Linked DNA regions of Homo sapiens: region 1 is linked to region 2. Evidence: chromatin contacts called from ENCODE Hi-C or POLR2A ChIA-PET data. All regions are on one chromosome and are shown on one strand. Each heading gives the region's core, a stretch centred on a gene start or an enhancer-like site at or near the end of the contact. The rest is flanking DNA. Distances are from core to core; before and after follow the strand shown. Region 1 overlaps LOC105376650 (a long non-coding RNA gene). Region 2 holds the start of LINC02685 (long intergenic non-protein coding RNA 2685).

Region 1 (6,569 bases), core at 1,445-3,944, 56 kb after region 2:
GACACAGACACACGCCATCCAACAGGACACTGTCTCTTATGAGGATGTGACATTCAAACATGTCATTCTACACAAGTCACACACACACAAAGCTGAGGACATATCCATTGATGTTTCTGCCCTCACTTCCCAGATAATTGTGCTGAAAAATAGAAACACCTGCACCCTACCAAGCTATTACCCGGCAGCGGCAGGAGCAGGCTAATTAAGCCTTCACAGGAGGCTGGCATTTTCCTGGCAGCCCTGCTGCCCCTCGCTGCCAGGGTGGCCGCCAGCCCGAGTGGCCTTTGTGATGAGCCCCAGGGGGCACACGGCCCAGCCTGTCTCCCTCTCCTCCCTCTCTGGGCCCTGAAATGATTCTGCATCTTGTTCTCCCAAAGGATGCCTCTTGGGCCAATGGCCTGCTTATGAAGATGGCTAGAATGAAACCCTCCCTGAAGCTTGAGGCCTGGATCAGCAGAGACCCTCCCAAAGTTCCCAGTTCTCTGACTGGAGGACATTTGAGGGACCTAAGTTAGCTGTGGACATGAGTGATGGATGCCCTCGGCTGTTCTCTGCCTATTCCAAGGGCTTAACTCCATCCCTCTGGCCAGAATGGGACTCAGTTTCCCCTTCTTGCCACCCTGGGCTTGGTTCTTGGCCATTCTCTCTCACACATTCACCTCTCAGCCACCCTGGACTTCCTGCTCTTCTTCCAATACGCCAAGCTCATGCCTGCCTCAGGGCCTTTGCACCTGCCCTGTTTTCTGTCTGAAACCCTCCCTTCCTTCCAGGTCTTTGCCTGTTCCTCTCATCATTCAGGTCTCAGCTCAAATGGCACCTCCTTAGGAAGCCCGCCCTGACCCACCTAGTTAAAATCTCTCCTCCAGGTGCGCCCCTCAGTTTTTTCTTAATTCAGTGGTTTTCAGCCCTGGCTGCTTGTTAGAATCACCAGGGGAGCTTTTAAAAATAACGGTGCCAGGGCATTGTGTAGGCTAATTAAGAATCTCTGGGATGTGGGTCGTGCATGCTGCCATTATTTTAAAAAACCCTATGTGGTTTGAATGTGCAGTCAGGACTAAGACATCTTGGTCCAGACACTTTTTGGTCAGCAAGAGAAAAGGCCGAATTTTGCAATCCCCTCCCTTCAGTGCTCTCTCCCTAATAGCTCTGTGATATGGGAACTATTATCACACCCATTTTACAGACCAGGAAACTGAGGCTGTAAGTCAGAGAAGTAAAGTACCCAAAGTCACACAGCTGGGAAACTGTAGAACTGGGAATTTAACCCAAGCACCATGGCTCTGGAGTCTGCCTCTTAATCCCAACACTTGGCTGCAGTTGTTTTATTAAATCTCACAACCACTCCATGACACGACATTTTAAAGATGGGGAACCATGGCTCAGAGAGTCAGGAGACATGACCAAGGTCACACAGCCAGGATTCAAACCCAGGTCAGGCCGACTCTAAAGCAGGGGTGTCCAATCTTTTGGCTTCCCTGGGCTACACTGTAAGAAAAAGAATTGTCTTGGGCCATACATAAAATATATGAATACTAACAATAGCTGATGAGCTGAAAAAAAAATTACAAAAAAAAAAATCTTAATGTTTTAAGAAAGGAAGGTTCAGGAATTCGTGTTGGGCCATATTCAAAACCGTCCTGGGAGGCATGTGGCCCGCGGGCTGTGGATTGGACAAGCTTGCTCTAAAGCATAGGAATTTGTGTTGGGCCATATTCAAAGCCTTCCTGGGTTGCATGTGGCCCGCGGACTGTGGATTGGACAGCTTGGCAGCAAGGCAGACCATATCAAATGAGGTCTGGGCCTGAAAACACATCACAACTTCACCCAAGGACCCAGCCTTCCTCTTGGGAAGCATCATCTCTCCCCAGCCTCCCAAGCCCCTTCTCTTTTCCCATCTCTATCACGCCCATTGCCTGGCTGTTTCCTGCTCTGCTGTAAAGCTACATCTCCCAGGAGGATGTGCAGAGTTGCTCTAAAGCATAGAGTACAGGACACAGGGAAGGGACAACTTCATGATCTCTCACGTCCTCATTTCTCCACCTTTTGGGAACCAGCCTCAGGGGGAATGGAGCAGATGGAAGGTTGGCACTAGAGCATGGATCTACTCACTTGCTGCCCATGAATTAATTTCACAGTAGAATAAGTGGCATTGTATATAGCCCTTGTGTGGCAGCCACTGTTCTAGGTATTTTACATATATTGGCTTGACCCTCAAAGAAACCGTATACTCTTCCTCTTTATTTTAGTGACAAGTAATAGGCACACAGAGAATTAAGCAACTCACCCCAAAGCTGCACAGCTAATCATGCAGAGCTAAGATCTGAACTCACGCAGGCTGGTTCCAGAGTCTGTGCTCTCAGTTCCTGCACCATACTCTCCCTCTCAGCTGCCTTGCTTATTGAACTGCGTGAAGCTCACTTTTCTCCCCTATGAATGGGTATAATAGTGCCTACCTCGGATGGAAAATTAGAGGACAAACCCAGAACATGATTGCACAGGCAGGCCCTGGCACAGGGAGGTGCAGAGTAGGCATTTGGTAAGGGAGGTCACTGGACAGCTGGGAGATCATGGACAGCCAGGATGTCACCCCTTCAGCAACCAGCCTGGAGACTTATATACAGTAGGTGCTGAACTGACATGCAACGCGGATGAAGGTGGTGACATTTGGAGGCCACCAGGCTGCAGTTTCCCCAGAGAGGTTCAGGGCTCAGCAGCCCCTTGGGATCTCGAGCTCAGCAAGAGGACCTTTAAATGCCTAGAGACTGCCTACGTGCGTCACCGCTGTCTTCCATTAACGCATAATTGCTCTTGCAGGCGAGTAGCTATGCTCACTAGGGTCAGATTTACAGCAGAGCAGGAAACAGCCAGGCAACGGGCATGACAGAGATGGGAAAAGAGAAGGGGCTTGTGTGGCTGGGGAGAGATGACAATTCCAAAGAAGAAGGCTGGGTCCTTGGGTGAAGTTGTGATGTGTTTTCAGGCCCAGACCTCATTTGATATGGTCCGCCTTGCTGCCCCCACAAAGCACATCGGGGAAATGCCAGCATTTGAGCCTCCAAGCTACATCTCCCAGGAAGATGTGAAAATGTATCCCCTGAATGGGCAGTACTAGGATTAAAGATTTTCTTATGAGTCTCTGTAATGTTCTCCTTATCTATGTAATATCACTGAAATCTGCAACAAGTCATCAAAGACATCCCGTCTGGAAGGTGTGATGGCAGCTTTTTCATTTCAAGGCTCTGGCTTCCTCTCCCGGGAGCTAAGCCCCATGCACACTACTAGGCGTATTGTTCATCACTCCAGCCCTTCAAAGAGATCTCCAAAAGTGCACACACAATCTGCAAGCTGCCGAGTGACCCCTTCACTCACGTGCACCCCACAGATGCCTTAGAGGTTAGGGAAGATCACTGTGCCTCAAATGTGCCATATTTTCTCCTACCACCTTGCCTGGGCACCACCTGTTCCCTCTGCTGGGATGTTCTTGGTCTAGCCACCGTGGCAAATTTCTCCTGGTCCTGCAAGGCTCAGCTCAAGTACTACTTATTTTGCAAAACCTTCCCCAAAGGGGCAGCCTGAATCTCTAAGAAGCCGGGCCAGAGCTCTTAGAGTTATCTTCTCTCGTGTCTGTGTCCCAAGATCAACTGTCCATCCACAGAGCAGCTGATGTAGCCAAACAGTGGTTCTCAAAGTGAGGTCCCAGGACCAGCAACATTACCTTCATCGTTACCTGGGACCTTGTTGGAAATGCTGGATCTCTGCCCCACACCCCAGACTTACTGAATCAGGAACTCTGGGTGTGGGGGCCGGCAACCTGTCCTTCAACAAGCCCTCTAGGTGAGTCTGATACATGCTCAAATTTAAGAACAACTTTGGAAGGGGGATAAGGTGAATTTGGGTATGACTCATCCAGGACAAATATTAGGTTGGTGCAAGAGTAATTGCAGTTGTTGCCATTAAAAGTAATGGCATTACTTTTTGCCATTTAAAGTAATGGCATTAAAAGTACTTTTAATGGTGACAACTGCAATTACTTTTGCACCAACCTGATAACACAAAAAGCAACGACAACAAACGCTACCTACAGGACCATGAGCTAGATGCGTGCCAGGCACTTTACCTGCACTGATTCTTCACAGCAATGCATGAAGAAGATACCCATTACATAGACGAGAAAACTGAGGCTCAGACAGTCACTCATTTCCCTAGGAAACAACTAAGAAGTGATGGCTCCAGCTGCAAACCAACCCCAGTCTAACTACAAAGCCCGTGTGCTATCACAGAAAAACTGTGCGATTTGGAGATTCAAAGGAGGGAGAGACCACATCCAAGTCAGGTTTTTCCTGAATTTTATATTTTCAAAGTATGGTTTTGAAAGATCAAATAATGCTTAAAAAAAAAAAAAGCAAGCTCTTGTTCCTTCCTACCCTTCTCTCATCTCTGCTCTCAGAAGTGACTACTTTCAACTCTTTTAGCTACTTTTTTAGGTATTTACTTCCATACTTTAAAATATCTGTCTTGTATTATTTCTTGTTTCATCGGTTTTAGACTCCACCTCTTGACTTACACTGGATAAGGACTTTTGATCATGAACACCCCCTGTCCCAGGATCACCATGTAATCTTGGGATACATCGGTTCACCTTGTAAACACCATAGATTCATATATGATCTAGATAATTTTCCTTTCAATGGCAGCAAAACTTCTTGAGGGCCTGTGTCTCTAGTTGCCCACAGGTGCTATAAGGGCTAAGGGTAGCTTTTCCCTGCTGCTGTCCCCTCCCAACAGAATTAAATCTCCATTTTTTAAATTAAATTCATAGTCAATGTTTTATAATTGTGACCAAATAAATATTACTAACAGTAGAACCAAGTCATTTGCTACTGATGCTCACTTTCTTGGACTTTTTGTTTTTCCTAGAGCTGATAATTGTTGTGGTCCATTTTCCTGGCTCCTGTGATGTCCTTTTTCTTAGTTGCCTCTTTATAGAATGTCCTAGAATCATCATGAGTTCCATCGTTCCATAGTGAGTTCTCCCTGAAGATTCTCCAGTACCTTCATTCCTCCTGACTGTATGAAATACCCCAGCATCATCCTACAAATCCATATGACCACTTTAGATCACATTCAGCTTTAAGCAGCTTACATAAGAGAGAAGTTTTTGTTTGTTTGCCTTTGGTCCATATCAAGAAACTTAAAATTCAGAGACATGTCCCGGGTGGGCATAGAAGGCCCACGACCATCAAGGACCCAGGCTCCTTCCATCTAGCTGCTTCACTACCCTTAATATCAGCCTCCTAACTCATGGTTCACTGTGGCTGCTTGAGCTCCAACCATTATGTCTGCATTCCAGCCATGAGAAAGAAGAGTACTTCCACTGTATGTAAAACTACATCTTGAAAGTTGCACATGTCATTTTTGTTTGTACTCCTATGTTCACAGCTTAGACACATGGCTATACCTAGCTGCAAGAAAGGCCAGGAAATGTAATCTTTATTCTGAGTGGCTACATTCTCAGCAGAAAAAGTGGAAATCTGAGATCAGGTAAAAAAGGGGAACTGAGAGTTGGGGCAACTGGCAGGCTTGGCCACACCCCCTTTTGCTATAGTTCATTTGAACTTGCATGTCAGCTTCACACCTTTGTTGAGAATATGTGGTGGCCTCTTCCTACATTTCTGGGACCTTTTCTCCACTCTTGCCTTCATTCATTGTGCTTTGGGCACCCCACACTCCTCTGGCCTTGGGGGCCTCCCACACACTGTGCCTCTGCTGGCAGTGACTCCCTGAGAGCCACCTATCCTGGATGCAATGCCTCCCACTCATCCTCCGGTCTTCAGATGAAATGACAGCTCCCCAGAGAATCTTCCCATATCCCAAAGGGTCAGGGTCTGTTAGATGGTCTCACAGCCTTCTGACCCTCTTTGTTACAGCATCCATTGCAATTGTAATTGGTGATTGAGTTGTGTGATCAGTTGTTCACTCACTGTCTCTCTTGCTAGACTATGAGCTCTTGAGGATGGGGCCACCTCTGTCATGTGCATCCACCTGACATGTGGAAGCACAATAAACATTTGTGGCATGAACAGTTGCCTCTTCCTGAATCACACATCCTAACCCCCTTATCCTTCCAGATCAACTAAATGCCCCCTCCTCCAGGAGGTCTTCCTGTGCTCCCTCTGAGACCAGTAGCACCCCCTCCGCCTGAGTGCCCAAGCCCTCTTTGTCACCATCACTTTCTATCACATGCTATTGACTTTAGGGAGCATGCCTCAGCTCCTCTCTGGGCCTGTGAGTTCCTGGAGGGAGGGAGCCACATCTGATTCTTCTGTGTCTCTCACACACATGCACAGGGACAACCCAGAAGACTATCTGGTTCAGCAGCAGAATTGTTGACCAGGAAGCAAGACTCCTGGTGTGGCCTCTGGCTGGCCATGTGACATCCAGCAACAGCCTCACTTTCCCCACCTGGCCTCTTAGGGCCCATCCAGATCCAGCATTCTCTGATACGCCACCTGATGCTGCAGCTCAGGGGCTGCTGAGCTCTACTCTGCATGCCTCTCTCCGTGGGC
Region 2 (6,045 bases), core at 2,422-4,921:
AGAATTCAAAACCCAGGCCCCTGTGGCTCCAAAGCATTTCCTTCTATCTGTAAATAGTGTCTTAACATTGTATGGTTTATTTTAGAACCTAGAAACCTATCTCTAGGTGTGATGCAAACCCCCTTCTCTTGGGATTTCTGAATGTGCAGTAAGGAATACTGAGCCGGAGCCTCCTCTTGCTGTGTGACCTTGGGCAACCTGCTTCAAACCAAATTGCTTGGGCAATTTGGTTTCTTCATCCGGAAATGAGGAAGAGTGACCCTTGTCGACATTACTGGCTTGTAAAGGTCTACCCAGAGAGAAACCGCATGTATAGACACACATGCAACACCTCTGGGAGGACTTCGTCTTCTTAAATTGCAACATTAAGCACTTTCCTCCCACTCTGGTCACCTTCACTTGCTATTCCAAGTCAATTCAATTCAACGGATGCTGGAGGTAGCCATACTGCTCTGTAGCATGCTGGGTTCCGGGGGTGCGGCCGGAAGTGAGGTGCACTGGAACCTGGTGCCTGCCCTCTTACCCACCTAAAGGTTGGCTGCAGTGTGAAAGCCTAGCATCTGTTGAATTGAGTTAACTTGGAATAGCAAGTAAAGGTGACCAGAGTGGAAGGAAAGTGCTTTAGTCCATGCTTTAGTCTCCTCAGACCTGGCCCTTCCTGCCGAAGACACCCCTGGGCCTCATAAATAAGTCCTCCTTTTTTGCTGAACCCAGCTTGAGTGACTTCCTCTGATTCAAAATTCCAGAGTCCAATCAGTACAGCCCTACCTCCCTCCAGTCCAAGAAAACACCCTGATGAGAAACCCCCCACCCCACAGGGCTCATTTGTCAGAAAGGCTGAGAGAGAGAAAGGGCTGAGCACAGCAGCGGTGGTCTCTCAAGGTTCTGGGGGAAGAAGTGGGCTCTGTGACCTGGGGAGCCACCTTTAAGTATTATGCAGTGGCTGGAGCTTGTGCTTGCTTTGATTAGAACAATTTCTAAAAACTTGATCCCAAGATGGAGCCCTCACTGTAGGTGCTTAATCATAACCCAACGTGGTTCACATTTATTCAGCTTTTGAAATACACAAATTGCCTTATCACCCCTCTGGGAAGCCTTGCTGGACCGTCCCACCAGGCCGGATCTATCTTTCTCTTCCCTGCGTCTTGGACACCATTCCGCTGAGGCTGTCACGCTCTCTCAAGATAAGCAGGCTGTGTGCAGAGGGAAGAGCGAGATAAGGCTGGGTTCAAATCCCAGCTCTATTGCCCATTCTCGTTGGTAAAATGGGGGTGAAAATCTCTCCCTTGTAGGGTCATTTTAAGAATATTATGATACTGTGTATCGGCGAGTTCAGCACAAAGCCAGGCACTTAGTCACATCTCAAAAGCAGCTTTACTACTGGTAGCATGGTCTGTTTAGATGCTTTTATCTTCACTACCTCATGTGAGTGCTTCGAAAACAGACAAGAGCTGTTTTACAGCTGTTGTCTTGTATTGAACAGTGCCTGGTGTACAGTAAATACCTGTTCAGTCACCGATACTGCATTTTGGATCCATGAACTTCCTTAAGCATCCCAACAAGTCATGAAATCAACACGGTGGCATTCTGCCTGGGCCCTGAATGGGAGGAGTCCCCAGGTCTAGCTGAACCCAAGCCCAGGTCTACTCTCCAGTTGCCCAAGTTGTATTTCTGCTCAAGACTGAATTAATCCCAATCTCACTGGATGTGAATTAAGCGCGGGACTTCGTATTCTGCTTGGACAATACCCATTACTGACTGGGGTTTCTCAGTGGGGGACTGAGCCAAGCAGGAGATGGGGTGGGGATGGGGGGACATGGTAGCTTTCCCTAGAGGAAGCCCAGCCTTGGCCTGGCCCAACTGGCCAAGGAGTGCTTTGCTGAGTTATGGGGGTTCAGTGCTCAAAGTTCCAGGGGAGTCTGGGCCCCCAAGATTCTCAGAATCATCTGCCCAATTATCCCCACCTGAGGTCTCAGCATCCCACTCTCTGCCCAGCAGGGTTCTTGGCTTTGGCTGAGATCTGGCCAAGCTATGCCCTCCTTCTCCTTCACAACCCTGTGACCCTCCTGCCCCCAATTCCATGCCGAGCCTGATATTCAGTACAGGATACCCTTTGGCTGCAGAAGGAGAGAGTGTCTTACAACAGCACTATGGGGATTTTGTTCTTCACTGCATGGCCTGAGTTAACAGTGGATCAACCTGAGCCTGCTGTTTTCTTCCTTTAAGGCTTCCAGAGCAGTTAGCCGCCAGCCAGCCTCACCATCCCTGTAAGGCCCATCGCCCCTGGATTGTTTAGATGCTAGTGCTTTCATCTGATCCCCCACCCCACCAACACCTGTACCTCTTCCCAGCCCAGCACAGGGACAGTCTTAATCACCGTAATACCAGGGTGGCCACCATCACACGTCCCACGACAACAGGGCCCTCATTGCACATCACCAAGTGACCCAGCTCCAGAATGCCCTCCTGTAGTGGCGTTCTCAGGGCTGCGACTCTCTTAGCTTAAGATCCCCCCAAAGTAGAACCCGATGCCAAGGCTTGTGTACAGGGAGTTTATTTTGGAAGTCATTCTAGGGACCAGAAATGAGGGACGAACAGGAGTGGGAAACAAGAGAGAGCAGAAGAGCCAAGATAACGGTGCATTATTAGGTCACTGCCGTGGGTGGCTGGGGCTCAGCCCTGCCAGGACCTTCCAAGCAGTGCACAGAGGGACCTTATGGGTCAGATGACGGCCTGGCAGAAGCATTCACCTGGTGGCGCCTGTGCACCCCAGATTGAGGCTGGCTCAGTGGAAGCAACTTCCCTCCACAAGTCCTCCGGCTGAGCCCGCTTCTGCCAACCTTGTGTTGGGGCGCTGCGGAAGCCCCTGGGCAGAAAATGAAAACTGCCTCATGCTGACAGGAGGCGAGGTGCTGGTGGTGCAAAGGGAGCTGAAGCCCGCCCGGAACTGCTTGCCACAGCATGGCTGGAAATAGAGTTGTAGCCGTGCACGCGGCAGGCGGCGTTCAGAAGGAATCTGGTGCATTCTCTCGTAGTTATGAAAACAGGCTCTGGAGCCAGGCTGTCTTGATTCCAATCCTTCTGCTGTGCTTCCTTTCCTTCCACTTACAGAAGGGGGAATACTAAGAAGAAAGTACTTTATAGGGTTGTTATGAAGTAAATGAGAAAATTCATGCAAGATGCTTGTAATAGTGCCTGGCACATAATAAATACTCAATTAAGAGGGGCTTCTAATATCCCCATTTTACAGTTGAGGAAACTAAGATACATATTTTTTGAGGGATGAGGAGAAAGGGGACAAAGAAAGGGAGGGAAGGATTTTGAGTAGATCCCGCTCAAACCTCCAGAGAAGCGGAGGCCCTGGCTCTCTCAGCGTTTCTATGTCCTCTTCCCCTATCACAGGAGAGGCCTAAGGATGGGCAGCAAAGGCTTTCTTCCCCAAACAGGCATTCAAGCTTCCTCTGCTCCAGCTACAGGGTCCGTGGGTTCCTTGTGATGTCACAGCTGGTTGCTATGGAGACCAGGTTGCTGTGAATGTCAGTCCGAGGCCCATTAGGAGCACAGTGAACAGCAGCCCAGGCGAGCCCAGGGAGGCAAGAAAATGAGGCTCCCCGTGAGGTCTAATAAACACCTCTCGCCACACCCCAAACACATAGACACGCAATAGAGCCCATAGGTCCTGAGTGAGTCCCCCTGGCCCACCCCATTCAGCTGAGATCTGACAACATATGTTTGGGGACAAACAGCCCCAGCAGCCAGGAGCAGGCCACATCATACATAGTCAGCATCAGCCATGGTCCCCTCCCACTCTCCTGGGGGAAAAAGGTGCTTTACAGGCAGCGTGGCATCCGAGCATCCCCATGGCGATGCTGAGGTCAGACCTCACTGTGGTGATCTCACGCTGGGGCCACCGGACTCAGGCCAGGCTGGGAGTAGGCTGTCTAGCCATTGCTGGCTGTCATTGTCACCAAGGGAAGGGGAGAAGCTGTGAAGAGTTGCTCTGGAAAAAACAAATCTGCTCATAGGACAATGGGTCTGGGTGAACCTATCCCGGCCCTCTTGGCTGCTGGGCCAGGGCCTGGTTTTTCACAGGGCACCATTGAGACCACAGGAAGTGGCTTCCTGCCTCTGAAGACAGCACACAACTGCCCTAGAAAGCGCTCTTGTCACCCCTGCTGTGAGTCCCCCAGTGGGTTGCTTTGAGAGCCTTTCCTTTTACTGTGTATGGGGAAAATCTTCTGGGGGGATTGGCAGAGGTGGGGGGAAGCACCCTATGCCCTTCTCTGGATCGCAGGGTATCCTCCCTCCATGCTCTGGCGAGGCACTGACCACCCCCTTCCCCAGGGCTGAGCCAGACTCCAGGCAGCCTCCAGCCACCCGTGCCTCCGGTTCACCCCTGCCTGCCTGCCCGCCTGCTGCTGTCCTCAGCCAAGCCCTTCTGCATTCCCCGGCTCGAGGCCCCACTGTACTACCTGCCTAGTTGGGACACTTTTGCAGGAGGGACTGTCGCCTTTCTTTTGCTGGACTTTTATTTTTTTGAGACAGAGTCTTGCTCTGTTGCCCAGGCTGGAGTGCAATTGCACAATCTCGGCTCATTGCAAGCTCCGCCTCCCAGGTTCAAGTGATTCTCCTGCCTCAGCCTCCCTAGTTGCTAAGACTACAGGTGCGTGTCCACTATATCTGGCTAATTTTTTCATTTGTTTTTTGTTTTTTGAGACAGAGTTTCACTCTTGTCACCCAGGCTGGAGTGCAGTGGTGCAATCTCGGCTCCCTGCAATCTCCGTCTCCCAGGTTCGAGCTATTCTCCTGCCTCAGCCTCCCGAGTAGCTAGGATTACAGGCGCCCACCACCACACCATGCTAATTTTGTATTTTTAGTAGAGATGGGGTTTCACCATGTTGGCCAGGCTGGTGTCAAACTCCTGACCTCAAGTGATCTGCCCGCCTCGGCCTCCAAAAGTGCTGGGATTACAGGCGTGAGCCACCGCGTCCCGCCTGGACTTTCTTAAGAAACAGTTACTCCCAACCTACAGCTTGACCTCATAGCTGGGCCCTTCATCCTGCTGATGGGCAGTGTAGGGAGACAGGAAACACAGAGGCGTCTGGGAGGCAAACCTCATTGCCACCCCTTTCTAGAGACGTGGCCTTGGGCAAGTCACGTCCCCTCTCTGAGACTCTTGTTTTCTCAGGGTCATTGTGAGGATTAGATGGCCCCGTAAGTGTTCACCCCTTTCTTCCCAATCCTGCATCTGGACCCCAGATGCCACCTCCCACGTCAGAGGCCCTGCATCCATGCTCTGCATCTCTGGCTGCCCTCACCACACATGTGTTGCTCTGCCCAGGCCCCTCAAGGCTGGTGGTGTTCTTACACCTTGCTTTTGCTGACTCAGTGGATGTGTCTAGGTACCACCAGTCCCGACCCCGTTCTGTAGGTCTCTTCTAGAAAGGAGAGCCACCAAGAGCCTATGCCCTGCTCTGTGTTAGGATCTGTGTCAGACATTTCACACCCATTATTCTAATGAACTCTCACCCCAAGCCCAGCACAGAGTGATCACTAGTCCCATTTTAGGGATGAAAAAATTGAGACAGAAGTAAAATGACCTGCCGGGCGCGGTGGTTCATGCCTGTAATCCAAGCATTTTGGGAGGCCAAGGTGGGTAGATCACGAGGTCAGGAGTTTAAGACCAGCCTGGCCAACATGGTGAAACCCCGTCTCTACTAAAAGTACAAAAATTAGCTGGGCATGGTGGCACATGCCTTGTAATCCCAGCTACTTGGGAGGCTGAGGCAGGAGAATTGCTTGAATGGGGACCCGGGGGGCGGGGGTTGCAGTGAGCCAAGATCGCGCCACTGCACTCCAGCCTGGGCTACAGAGGACAGGGAGACTCAGCCCGGAAAAAAAAAAAAAAAAAGTAAAATGGCCTGCCGAGGTCACATGGCAACTATAGCTACCATTGACCAAGCATTTTCTCCTTGTTGAGTTTTATGCTAAAATGCTTCACACTTATCATTTCACTATAAAGTAGGAAGTTAAGCGCCTGAACTC

Evidence for each region. Hi-C counts contacts between places; a loop is a spot of excess contacts on that map. ChIA-PET counts read pairs that join two places held with the same protein, here RNA polymerase II (POLR2A). Pooled maps may share reads with other maps.
Region 1: a map of naive thymus-derived CD4-positive, alpha-beta T cell shows a loop between it and region 2 (1.8-fold over the local background). The contact joins the enhancer-like site here to the promoter of LINC02685 in region 2. A Hi-C loop is called at or near these places in 4 of 168 maps with a recorded cell type or tissue (PC-3, endothelial cell of umbilical vein, gastrocnemius medialis and 1 more) and 3 of 50 pooled maps. POLR2A ChIA-PET finds 5 or more read pairs at or near these places in 3 of 52 experiments (AG04450, PC-9 and Panc1).

Annotation. Positions count from the first base shown.
Region 1 is chr11:45,026,782-45,033,350 of GRCh38, forward strand. All of the region lies in intron 1 of LOC105376650 (a long non-coding RNA gene), which reads left to right. Among named protein-coding and RNA genes, the nearest start is that of LINC02685, 56 kb to the left of the region's middle. Within about 2 kb of position 2,695, at least 3 of the 41 ENCODE cell types and tissues checked have a DNase peak (open chromatin) inside an H3K27ac peak, as active enhancers do.
Region 2 is chr11:44,970,231-44,976,275 of GRCh38, forward strand. It overlaps LINC02685 (long intergenic non-protein coding RNA 2685), which reads left to right and starts at 3,672. Exons shown (of 4, transcript NR_026681.1): 1 at 3,672-4,177; 2 at 4,566-4,663. It overlaps LOC105376649 (a long non-coding RNA gene), which reads right to left and starts at 4,170. Exons shown (of 2, transcript XR_931236.3): 1 at 3,342-4,170; 2 at 2,539-3,122. RefSeq lists an enhancer at 4,246-4,891.